Linked DNA regions of Mus musculus: region 2 is linked to region 1. Evidence: chromatin loops called from intact Hi-C (ENCODE). Cell type or tissue: left cerebral cortex. All regions are shown on one strand. Links, peaks and the distances in the headings refer to the core of each region. The heading gives the core; the rest is flanking DNA.

Region 1 (5,393 bases), core at 270-5,269:
CTTTCATAGATTTGTTAAAATATTTGCAGATATAATTGTTCTCAAGAATTTGCTCTAAAGCAACAGATTACTGGAACTGGGAAATGATGACTTAAAGTAACATTGTATTTTCTTTTCCCATTCTCAGATGAATTTCTTAGGAAAAGAGAAGAGGAGAGGAGAGGAGAGGAGAGGAGAGGAGAGGAGAGGAGAGGAGAGGAGAGGAGAGCAGAGGAGAGCAGAGGAGAGCAGAGGAGAGCAGAGGAGAGCAGAGGAGAGCAGAGGAGAGCAGAGGAGAGCAGAAGAGAGGACAGGAGGAAAGGAAAGGAAAGAAAAGAGAAGAGAAGGTGTAGAGGGCAAGAGGTTCTTGTGCTCACAGGGAAAAACACTAGGGAAAACAGAAATGTTAAATACTCGGGGTTTTTTCTTCAACAGAAGAGATATGTGTGATGGTTTGTATATGCTTGGGCCAGTGAGTGGCACTATTAGGAGGTGTGGCCTTGTTGGAGTGGGTGTGTCACTGTGGGTGTGGGCTTTAATACCATAATCCTAGCTGCCTAGAAGTGAGTATTCTGCTAGCAGACTTCAGAAGAAGATGTAGAACTCTCAGCCCTCCTGTACCATGTCTGCCTAGATGCTGTAGTATTCCCACCTTGATGATCGGGGACTGTACATCTGAAGCTGTAAGCCAGCCCTTATTAAATGTTGTCCTTATAAGAGTTACCTTGGTCATGTGTTGGTTCACAGAAGTAAAACCCTAACTAAGCCATGTGTAACCTGTTTTCTTTCCAGAAGACTGGGATCAAATGTAGTCAATAGCCTGGTGATTGGTGCTATCTATAGGACCAGGTCACACCTGACTTCCTCAGACTTTCATGTTTATCTCAGCTAGTCTCTCTAGATCCTTACCTTGAGAATTGTTTCTCAATCAATAGAATCCATCTTTATGGAAGAGGTCATATGTACTTTAAAGAGTTTCAATATAATTATGCCTTAAGCTTTGTTGAACACATAGGATTGAATTGATCTTCACCTGGAAACTTTTTGCAAAATTGTGTGTGTCCTTAAATATGCCTAAAATAAACTTGCAGGTATTAGAAACTTGAATTTTGAATGGATATCAACTACTGCATCATGTTGAATTGGATTTCTTTCTTGCAGAGATCCCTGCAAAGGGGAAGGAGAAGAAAGGGAAGGGGAGGGGAGAGGTGGGGAGAGCAGAAGAGGTAAGGGAAGAAGAAGAAGAAGAAGAAGAAGAAGAAGAAGAAGAAGAAGAAGAAGAAGAAGAAGAAGAAGAAGAAGAAGAAGAAGAAGAAGGAGAGAGAGAGAGAGAGGGAGAGAGAAAGAGAGAGAGAGAGAGGAAATGTTCTATAGGAATAGATTTATAGATATCAGGTGAACTACCAGACATAGGTCAATGATTTATTGAGATCATTTGTTTAGACATTAGAGTGATAATCCCAGGTCATGGATATCAATGATTTACTCATGTAATAATTCCTTATAGGTATCAAAACCTGCAATTCAGTCTTCCCACATAATGTATAGCAAGACTCTGACAGACACAAGGATATCTTCAGATTTATCACTCAACTGTTCTCATATCATACATTCATATGAGAAATTTATGTTTCTATAACCTTTGTTGACACACAAACTTACAACACAAAGGAGTACTAAGATTGCAACACACACGCACACACACACACATACACACACACTGGGTAATTTTTTTTTTCATTACTGCCATGGACATTGTGCAAAAATTTTAAAACCTGTCTTTTCTGCCAATCTTTATGTCTTCATATTTAAATCTCTTGTGTGTAAAAAGGAGGCTGTGGAGCAACTATATTTAAGAGCTTATTTGAAGGTGTCTCAGAAAATTAAAATTATTTCTGATATAATGCCTCACTGCTTTATGAAAGACCTAAGTTCAGATTCTAATAGCTTCAAAATATTCCGTTTTACTAATTTGAATTTTTAAGCTTCATTTCTCATGGCTCTGATACAAGTATTGTTTTCATAGCTTATTTTAATTTATATAGTACATTGCCAATTTCCAAGTGAGTAGAGTTGATTCTTAAATTCCAGTAATGAAATTTGAATTGCTCTCAAACTGAAAACAAATGTATTTTTGCTTTAACTTAGAGTTTGTTCACCTTGTATAAATTTTGCTACCTGAAAGTCTGCAATTTCCTGCTGTTTTGAGCTTTTTTATTCTTTAGAAAATATTTAAAGTTCAGTTTGGAGGAGAGCATGTTCAAGAATACCAAGTATATGACCTCAAATTCTAAATGTATTCCTGGAGAATTAAACATATATGCATATGCTACAATATGCTGAGATAACTAGATAAAAGGTTTTAATTGGTTTTTCTAAATTTTGTTGTTGTTTTAATATATGTGTGTATGTATATATGTATGTATATGGTATATCTACTTGTTCATATGTTTATGTATCTGTGGAAGCTCAATGTCAGCTGTCTTTCTCAATGGATCTTATTTTATCTTTAAATATATCTTTAATTTATTCATATATTATTTTATACACTTATGCATTGTATTTACATCATATTTATCCCTTACTACTTCCTCCAGACCCTTAGTCATGTCTCTCTAAGTTCATGCCTCTATTTTTAATCCACTGTGTGCAGTTAATGCTGTCCGTATGTGCATGGATGTAGGGCCATCTACTGGAATATATACTACTTACCAGGAGCTACTTCCTAAAGAAAACCAACGTTCTCCCTCCAGCAGCTGTCTATTGTCAATAGCTCCTCTACTAGTTGTAGATATTCATGAGCCCCTTCTCCATTCAAGCTAGAATTTTGAATGACTTGATCTGGTAAAAGTAAAGAGCCACTATGAGTTAACTGACACCATGAATGTGTCATGTCCAGAAGACATAGTGCATAAGTGTTCCTCAACTTTTATCTCATAATACCTTTCTGTCTTCTCATGTTCCTTGAGCCTTGTGTGGCAGAAATATGACACAATGCCCCATTGAAGGTTGATCACTACATGTACTGGCTAGTTTTGTGTCAACTTGACACAGCTGGAGTTATAGAGAAAGGAGCTTCAGTTGAGGAAATGCCTCCATGAGATCCAACTGTAAGGCATTTTCTCAATTAGTGATCAAGGGGGAAAGGCCCCTTGTGGGTGGGACCATCTCTGGGCTGGTAGTCTTGGGTTCTATAAGAGAGCAGGCTGAGCAAGCCAGGTGAGGCAAGCCAGTAAAGAACATCCCTCCATGGCCTCTGCATCAGCTCCTGCTTCCTGACCCGCTTGAGTTCCAGTCCTGGCTTCCTTGGGGATGAACAGCAGTATGGAAGTGTAAGCTGAATAAACCCTTTCCTCCCCAACTTGTTTCTTGGTCATGATGTTTGTGCAGGAATAGAAACCCTGACTAAGACACTACATAATTACTTATTATTTATACTTCTTATTTGACCTGAAATAAGTCATTGTATTACTCTCTACTCATTGTAAAAAGAAGCTTCTCTGACGAGGACTGAAACCTTTATCAATCCATGAGTATAACAAGAAGTAGTTAAATGACAATTTTATACTGTGTCCATTTACCAAAAGAATTGTCAGGACCTATGACTTCCACAGCCAAGCTTTCTTGACCTACTTTATAGTACTGAGTATATGAGTATAGGAATGAGATATGTCCTATGGAGTAGGCCTTAAGTCCACAAAGAAAGTGATTGGTAACCTCATAATATTTGTACTACAATTGTATCAATATGTATACCTTACAAAATAGGACATGATTGCGCCTCACAGGTTTCATTACTAGGTAAGATGTTTCAACACTTTCCTTTCCACATACACTGTATATATATCTCTGTGTACCTTCAAGTGCTATGAAAGCCAGGAAGATCACTGACTCAGTGAGTGAACTGACCAATAAGTTCCAAAGATTCAATTGGTTTGCAATTCATGTGTGTCCAATGAGTATCTTATGCATTTAACCATCTTCCCAGTCCCTGAAGCAGAAATTTGAGAGCACAGAGGCATCCATGCACAGGACATTAGTTTTTCTAATTTAATAATCTGGATCTTTATCTTTCCATTAAAGTCCTCTGATGTGGAGAGCCGTGAGCAATCGCCATTACAAGATGGCACTGGCCTCCGCTGTGCCTAACTGGTGAACAAGTAATGTGTGTAGGTGCAAGAGTAAATTCGTGCCAAGTCACTGCCCATCCTGGGGCGTAGCAATGAGGTGATGGGCGAGCAACAAATCAGGTGCTGACACGCCGTGCAGAGGGGTATATAAGCAGCGCCATTTTCCGGGTTCGGGGTCTTCCTTCTGATGAAGCAGTAAAGCTTTGTTGTAAAAGAATCCGGTTGTCCGAGTGTGTTCTTGCCGGCGAGACACTAGCTCGGGACACTCTGATTATGAGTAAGAAACAGAAACCATTTTCTATTGAAAAGCCAAACTTCCAAGTTGATTGATTTTTCTGGGACCACTAATATATAGACATGTGCTTCAAGTTCAGGCAGTCAAACTGAGTCTAAAAATCATGAAATTAAGATAAGTTATTGGAAAACTATTTATGATCCAAAAGTAGTGTCAACAATATTGACAGATTGTCCATACCAACACGATGGTGGCCAGCTTCCACTGCCCATGACAGTGACAGTGGAAGCTTTAGCGTTTATGCCTAGGAGGGGCGTTACTGGTCTTGTTATTGGGCTGCACTTCATAAATATGTTTCTTTTTAATTCTGGATGCACAGCAGCTCTTTAAACTTGCCCCTTTTCTGACCCATCCCTCTGTACCTGCCAAACTTGATAGTATATCACTACGAGTTTCATTACATCATCTCCCATGTTCTAGCAATGATATTAAATCATGAATCTTAAGAGGGTGATGTCCAACATATAGATTTTCCCTTTCTGTGCCCTCCCCCCAACTTTGAGTGGGCTGATTCAGACCTTGTTTATTGCCACAGCCGGCTAGCCTACCTAGGGTGGAATCTTCCTGCAAGAAACTCCTACCTGCTGAGCAGCCTGAGCTTGTTGTACTGATGAGATCCTGACAAAGAGACAAGATCCTGACAAAGCAATGAGATCCTGGCATAGTGGGGGATGGGTTTCCTGCCCTTTTCAAGTTCAGAATCAAAAGTAAACACTGGACCTTGATCAGAAACTTGTCTTGGTCTCATTCTTCTCTCACCGTCCATCCCATACAGCCCCAGCTTTCCTTTCAGGAACCCAGTTCTCTGTGGCTTCGGACAGCTATACCTTTCCAACCCATATCTTACCCATCCTGATCAAGCACTCCCAAGCCCAGGACATGTGTGTTCTCTTTGTCTCTCTGTGCATGTCAGTGGTACTACAGCTACTTGGTCAGGCCCATCAGGGTCTTTGCCGAAATTATACAGTAAGTTGTTACCCTATATTACT
Region 2 (5,393 bases), core at 164-5,163, 190 kb before region 1:
TTGAGCCTGAATTTGCCAAAGGACTTGCATTGACTAAACTCATCGAATTAAGGAGGTTGACCCCAGCTTGAGTCTAAGGCATTGTGCTTACTCAACTGTAAGCTTCTATGCCCTCATGCAGCTTCATATTAACACCTTCCCTGCCAGGACCTTAGTCATGACTGTTATCACTCCCTGAGTTAATCTTTTAAAACATCTCCAAACACCTGGGTCCTTGTCATATTTCAACATTTAGTTCAGATGACATCTCCTTAGACATGTCCCCTGACCACACCTACTACCATCTTAAATAGTATCTAAGAGATGTTATTCTGCAGGAAGTCTGTGCTTTGGCCAAATATTTCAGCTTATGGTAAATAGAGTTTTGGATATAGGACAAAAATAGGACACCACTTGACTTTACATCCTATTCAGGATGTGAAAGATTTTCAATTGTGGTGAATCAATAGATTCTGTAGCTCTCAATCAATAGCTCTCAGATTTCTGTACTTTGGTTTTGCTTCTTTGTTGTTTTGTTTCTTAAGAGCACAGCAATGAATTTGGAAGGAACTGGAGGAAGGGAAGGAAGACAATTTAAATATTTGTGTGAAGATAAGCCAATAAAATTATTTATTAAAAATAAAAACAACAAAACAAGCAAATAAACACTGGGTTAACACGAACATTTACGTAATAAAAACATTGTTTTGAAGTATCTATTTAAAATACCTATACAGCACGGAACAGTGACATGCTAGAAGAAGAGCCCCCTCTAAAGTGGATCAATTTATTGCACATTTCATATTATTTGGGTGTTTTAAATCTTTGCTTTGCAAATATACTTAAAGGCTTTACTTATTGGAGCCTTCAGAAGTCTATTACTCACCTGAGTCTGAACCAGCTGGGCAAAGATGCCGTGCTTTCTAGAGGGTGTAAGAGATCCCCTGCCAGAACCCAGATTCCATCCAGACGATCACAGTTCTCTTTTGTCAACGGATAAGTCTAGCACTATGGAATTATTACTGGTTCACTGAAATCGTTATGAAACAGTTCTCATCTGTAATATAAAGTGTTTATAACAGAAATGCAGGCGTGACACAGCCACTGTGTTAGACTCATGTGTAGCCGCATTAAATGTCATGAGAGAAGAAGGTGTTAAATAAAAAGAACCTAACTATATAAATTCTAGGGATGCTGAGGATGTTCTGTCAATTAGAGTTCTCAGAAAATATAACCTGAGGAGTAATAATATTGAACTAGGGGTGCTAATAGATGATGTAATAGACGATGTCTAGTTATACACTTTGTATAAATCAATTAGTATACATAAAATAATTAATTGTACATAAAATGATTAATTGTGCATCATATTTGCACAAAGGTACAATATTCAACTCTATGACTTTTTATCTCTTAGACTCATGATTGCTATATTTAGGTGAAGAAATTCAACTCATGTAACTTGTAATCTTAGCTCTTGTGCCCTCACGGGCTCTGATCCGATCTGTGCTCTCTTCAGGAGTACATAATTTCCTGTTAAGCAGGGCCCATTATTTTAACACTCCTACTTGAACCAAACTCTGCTTCTTGTGCATGAAAAATAGTCTGCTAGTTGAACAGGTGGGAATATTTTATTTAACAAAAGCACATTCTCAATTATCATTTAAAAATACATAGATGTTATCCACTATGAATTTTTGGATGTAGTAGTGCAGTTGTAAACTTAAACTAATTTCATAAATTCAAGGTTAAGAGGATATTTTTTAAAAAAATTCCACTATGAAACAAAATTTACATTTCAGATCTCAAAACAGAAGAAGGAAACCTTTGAGTATCATTGACATTTAAATCCAACAGTTTTCATATTTTTCCTGTTAATAACTCAACTAGGAGATATATTTATCTTTTGTATTCTAAATTAGTTTCTTTAATTATATTGTAAAAGGACTGGAGATGTCTATGTGGATGTATTTTAGTATTGTAGCACATGAAATATAGGTTATGTTGCTAGTGATCTTATCTGGTGCTTAGTTAGATTTCTATTTCCATAGTAAAACACCATGGCCAAAAGCAACTTAGAGAGTAAAGGATGTATTTCTCCTTCCACTTCCATATCACCAGTATCACCACCCGTCCTTAAAGAAAAATCAGAGCAGGAACTCGAGGCAGGAACTGAAGCAGAGGCTGTCAGTGAACACTGCTTCCTGGCTTGCTTCTCCTGGCTTCCTAGTCCCACATCAGTTGTTAACCACAACCGTGTCTTGCAGGCTTGTCTCCAGGCCAATATAATGGAAGGACTTTTTCGGTTGAGGTTCTGCCATCAGATGACTCTAGATGGTGCCACGTTGACAAACAGCTAACCGGCATATCCAGCTCCTCTAAGGAGCTGCCAGTAAGCATGCTGTAAGTCCTACGTACATGAAGCTAAATTGCTTTGACTGCAAGTAAATTAAGTTTAAAAATAGAAATCATTTCAGCTAGCTTCAGTTACAGAAAATGTTGCTCCTTAGTTATATAAAAACAAGATTCAGATTGAGCTACCTTAATATGTCCATTATGACGCTATGCTATTAAAAATTACCTAATCTCATAAGTGAAATTCTCAAATAGGTAAGTATAACAGATTTCTCATGTAATCATACAAAAATAGTTTTTCTGTTCTCCTGGATCTTGACTACATTATAATAGTTACACACACACACACACACACACACACACACAGAATTATTATAGTGCAATAGTATGCAGTTAATTCATCAGTCAAATTCTACAAATTTATTCTTGGAACCTCTCTTGATTAAAATGAAGTCGCAGTGTTATTGTTATTATACCCTCCTAAAGTTCATATTGGTTGGTCAAATTTTTAGTCTTGATTTCTATTCATCTTTTTAATTACTTAATGTAATCTACCTTAAATGTGGAGTGCAGAGAAATCTGACTAATTGCCTGGCTGGATTTCACTTCAATTCCTCCTTACTAAGTGTGGGCTATACACCTCAGCCAAGAGTAAGGGTACATTATTGATCGACAGTGTTTAGTGTATTGCTCATGCTCTAATGAAGGAGACTAAAATGTAAAAATATAGCTGTAGTGACTTACAGTGAATGTTGTAGTAGATGTGTATATAGGGACAGAGAGTGCATGTTTGTAGTGAAGCAGACAACACTAAAGTGGACTAGAGTTTGCAAGAATGAGGTAATCTGGTTGGAGTTTCAAATGTAGCAAAGCTGGGTTGAATCATTCCGCCAAGTCCAGAGAAAGGGGACAAAAGACTGAATATGAGAGATGTGTACGTGTGGTAATAATGGCAGGGCTTTTATGTTGCTGAAACATCATTTGTATGGCCCTTAAATGTTGTCTCGGTCTGTAAGACTGGGTAATGATTAAGCTTTGATACCAGACAAATTATACTCGCTGACTGACATTAGTTATCTGGCATAGAGCAAACATATTTATGTCTCACTCACTTCATCCCTAAATAAGATTAATAATTGTTAAATTCTTAGGTAACTGATATTTTAAAACCCAGAGATACAGATATAGGTAATATCTTAGATATGTCATGGTACTATACAAGATTATCTTAGACACCAGAACATAGTATATTCTCAAAGATGATCTAGTACTTAGTCTTTATTCATGACAGTTTTCCCCATGATCAATGCTTGGGTATGAGTTCAGAACATGTCTCTCTTTAATGACTGTGGTTGATGTGTCTGTTAGTTAAACATATCCTTTTAACTTGAAAGGACTGTGCAGAAATCCATCACCCTCTAAAAAACAGCAGCCATGCTACTTTATATTCTCAGTTTCTTTTCTCAAAGCACTTTCATATAAAGCAAGTGGAAATTACTGTTACAATGAAAGTACTTGGTTAATTTGAACAGATTAACCAAGTACAATCAGCAAGCACATCAGTATCTTATTCTAGCCAGATGATATTGTAATCCAGGGCATGTCTGATGTGAATTATCCAAGTACAATCAGCAAGCACATCAGCATCTTATTCTAGCCAGATGATATTGTAATCCAGGGCATGTCTGACGTACTTGTGAATTACCCAAGTACAATCAGTCAGAGCGTCAGCATCTTGTTAAGTTGGCTCACTGTGGTTCTCGGTATACATTGATCATATGCTATTCCTCTGTGAGAAACAACCTCATTTGGCTTTGTGCTTTGTTCTTGGCATTCATGCTGATAACACATAAGGTAATAAATAGTTATGCACAAACTATCATGTTATATAGTATATATTATATTATTAGGTATGGTGACTAAATGACATAAAAAGTAAAATCTCTAGAGCTAGGGAGATAGCTCAGCTATTAAAGTGTTTGTCTCACAAATACGAGATACTAAGTTCAACACTGACAACTCATGGTAAAAATGCTGAATTCATAGCATAAGCTTATAATCTGAGCACTGTGTAGGTGGACACACACACATCTCTGGGTGTGATGGTTTAATATGCTCGGCCCAGGGAGTGGCATTATTAGAGGGTATGGCCCTGTTGGAGTAAGTGTGTCCTTGTTAGAGTAGGGGTGTCACTGTAGGCATAGGCTTTGTCCTAGCTGCCTGGAAGCCAGTATTTTCCTAGCAGCCTTCAGATAAAGATGTAGAATTCTCAGTTCCTCCTGCACTATGCCTGCCTGGTTGCTGCCATGTTCCCGCCTTAATGATAATGGACTGAACCTCTGATCCTGTAAGCCAGCCCCAATTAAATGTTGTCCTTATAAGAGTTGCCTTAGTCACGGAGTCTGGTCACAGCAGTAGGACCCTGACTAAGACACTGGGATTCACTGACCAGCTAACCGGGCATCTAAGTGAGTTCCAGAAAAATGACAGACCCCTTTTCCAAAAAAAAGTAAGGAAAAAAAGTAGATAGCCTCTGAGGAACAGCACCTAAGGTTGACCTCTGGTCTGCACATGCATGAATACATGCACATGTGCAGCTACACACACACGTGCACTTGAACACACATGAACATGCACACATACTTGCATAATTCATTAAATAGAATGTCTATGGATGTTTCCAGGGTAACAACAGATGAGTAAACAAAACAGTTTTGTACTTCTTTTCAATTATCGGGGTATCTCCAATTTTTACCAACAACACATATTCATGGAGCTTCTGTTATGTGCAAGGAACTCTACTAAAAGCAATCAAGCATGCAAGCATTATTAGGAATTTAGATAGGAAAACCTAAGAAGAACAGATTTTTATAAAGGTACCTACCAATATAGTTTTTATAGTGATAGAAAAGTGCTCAGAAACAAGCCAGAATATGAAGGAGAGACCTGGAAATTCAAATGAATCTACTCTGATTTAGGGTCATTAAAAGGCTAACAGAAAAAACTGATTGCTAATATGATACTAAAACATAATGTGCTCTATATACATATATTTCTAG

What was found. Peaks named below come from ENCODE experiments on the same cell type or tissue, not always from the same donor. Only the 100,000 strongest peaks of a DNase experiment are listed, where the experiment ranks them.
Region 2: a loop joins it to region 1, with 2.5 times the contacts of the local background. A loop is called at or near these places in 2 of 42 quality-filtered maps.

The regions. Positions count from the first base shown.
Region 1 is chr15:41,391,435-41,396,827 of GRCm38, forward strand. No RefSeq gene overlaps it. Among named protein-coding and RNA genes, the nearest start is that of Oxr1, 53 kb to the right of the region's middle. In left cerebral cortex, for the core only: a CTCF peak has its summit at 2,670 (motif pointing left); a DNase peak (open chromatin) is centred at 2,694.
Region 2 is chr15:41,198,736-41,204,128 of GRCm38, forward strand. No RefSeq gene overlaps it. Among named protein-coding and RNA genes, the nearest start is that of Gm46502, 27 kb to the left of the region's middle. In left cerebral cortex, for the core only: no CTCF peak of the experiment used is centred there; a DNase peak (open chromatin) is centred at 2,333.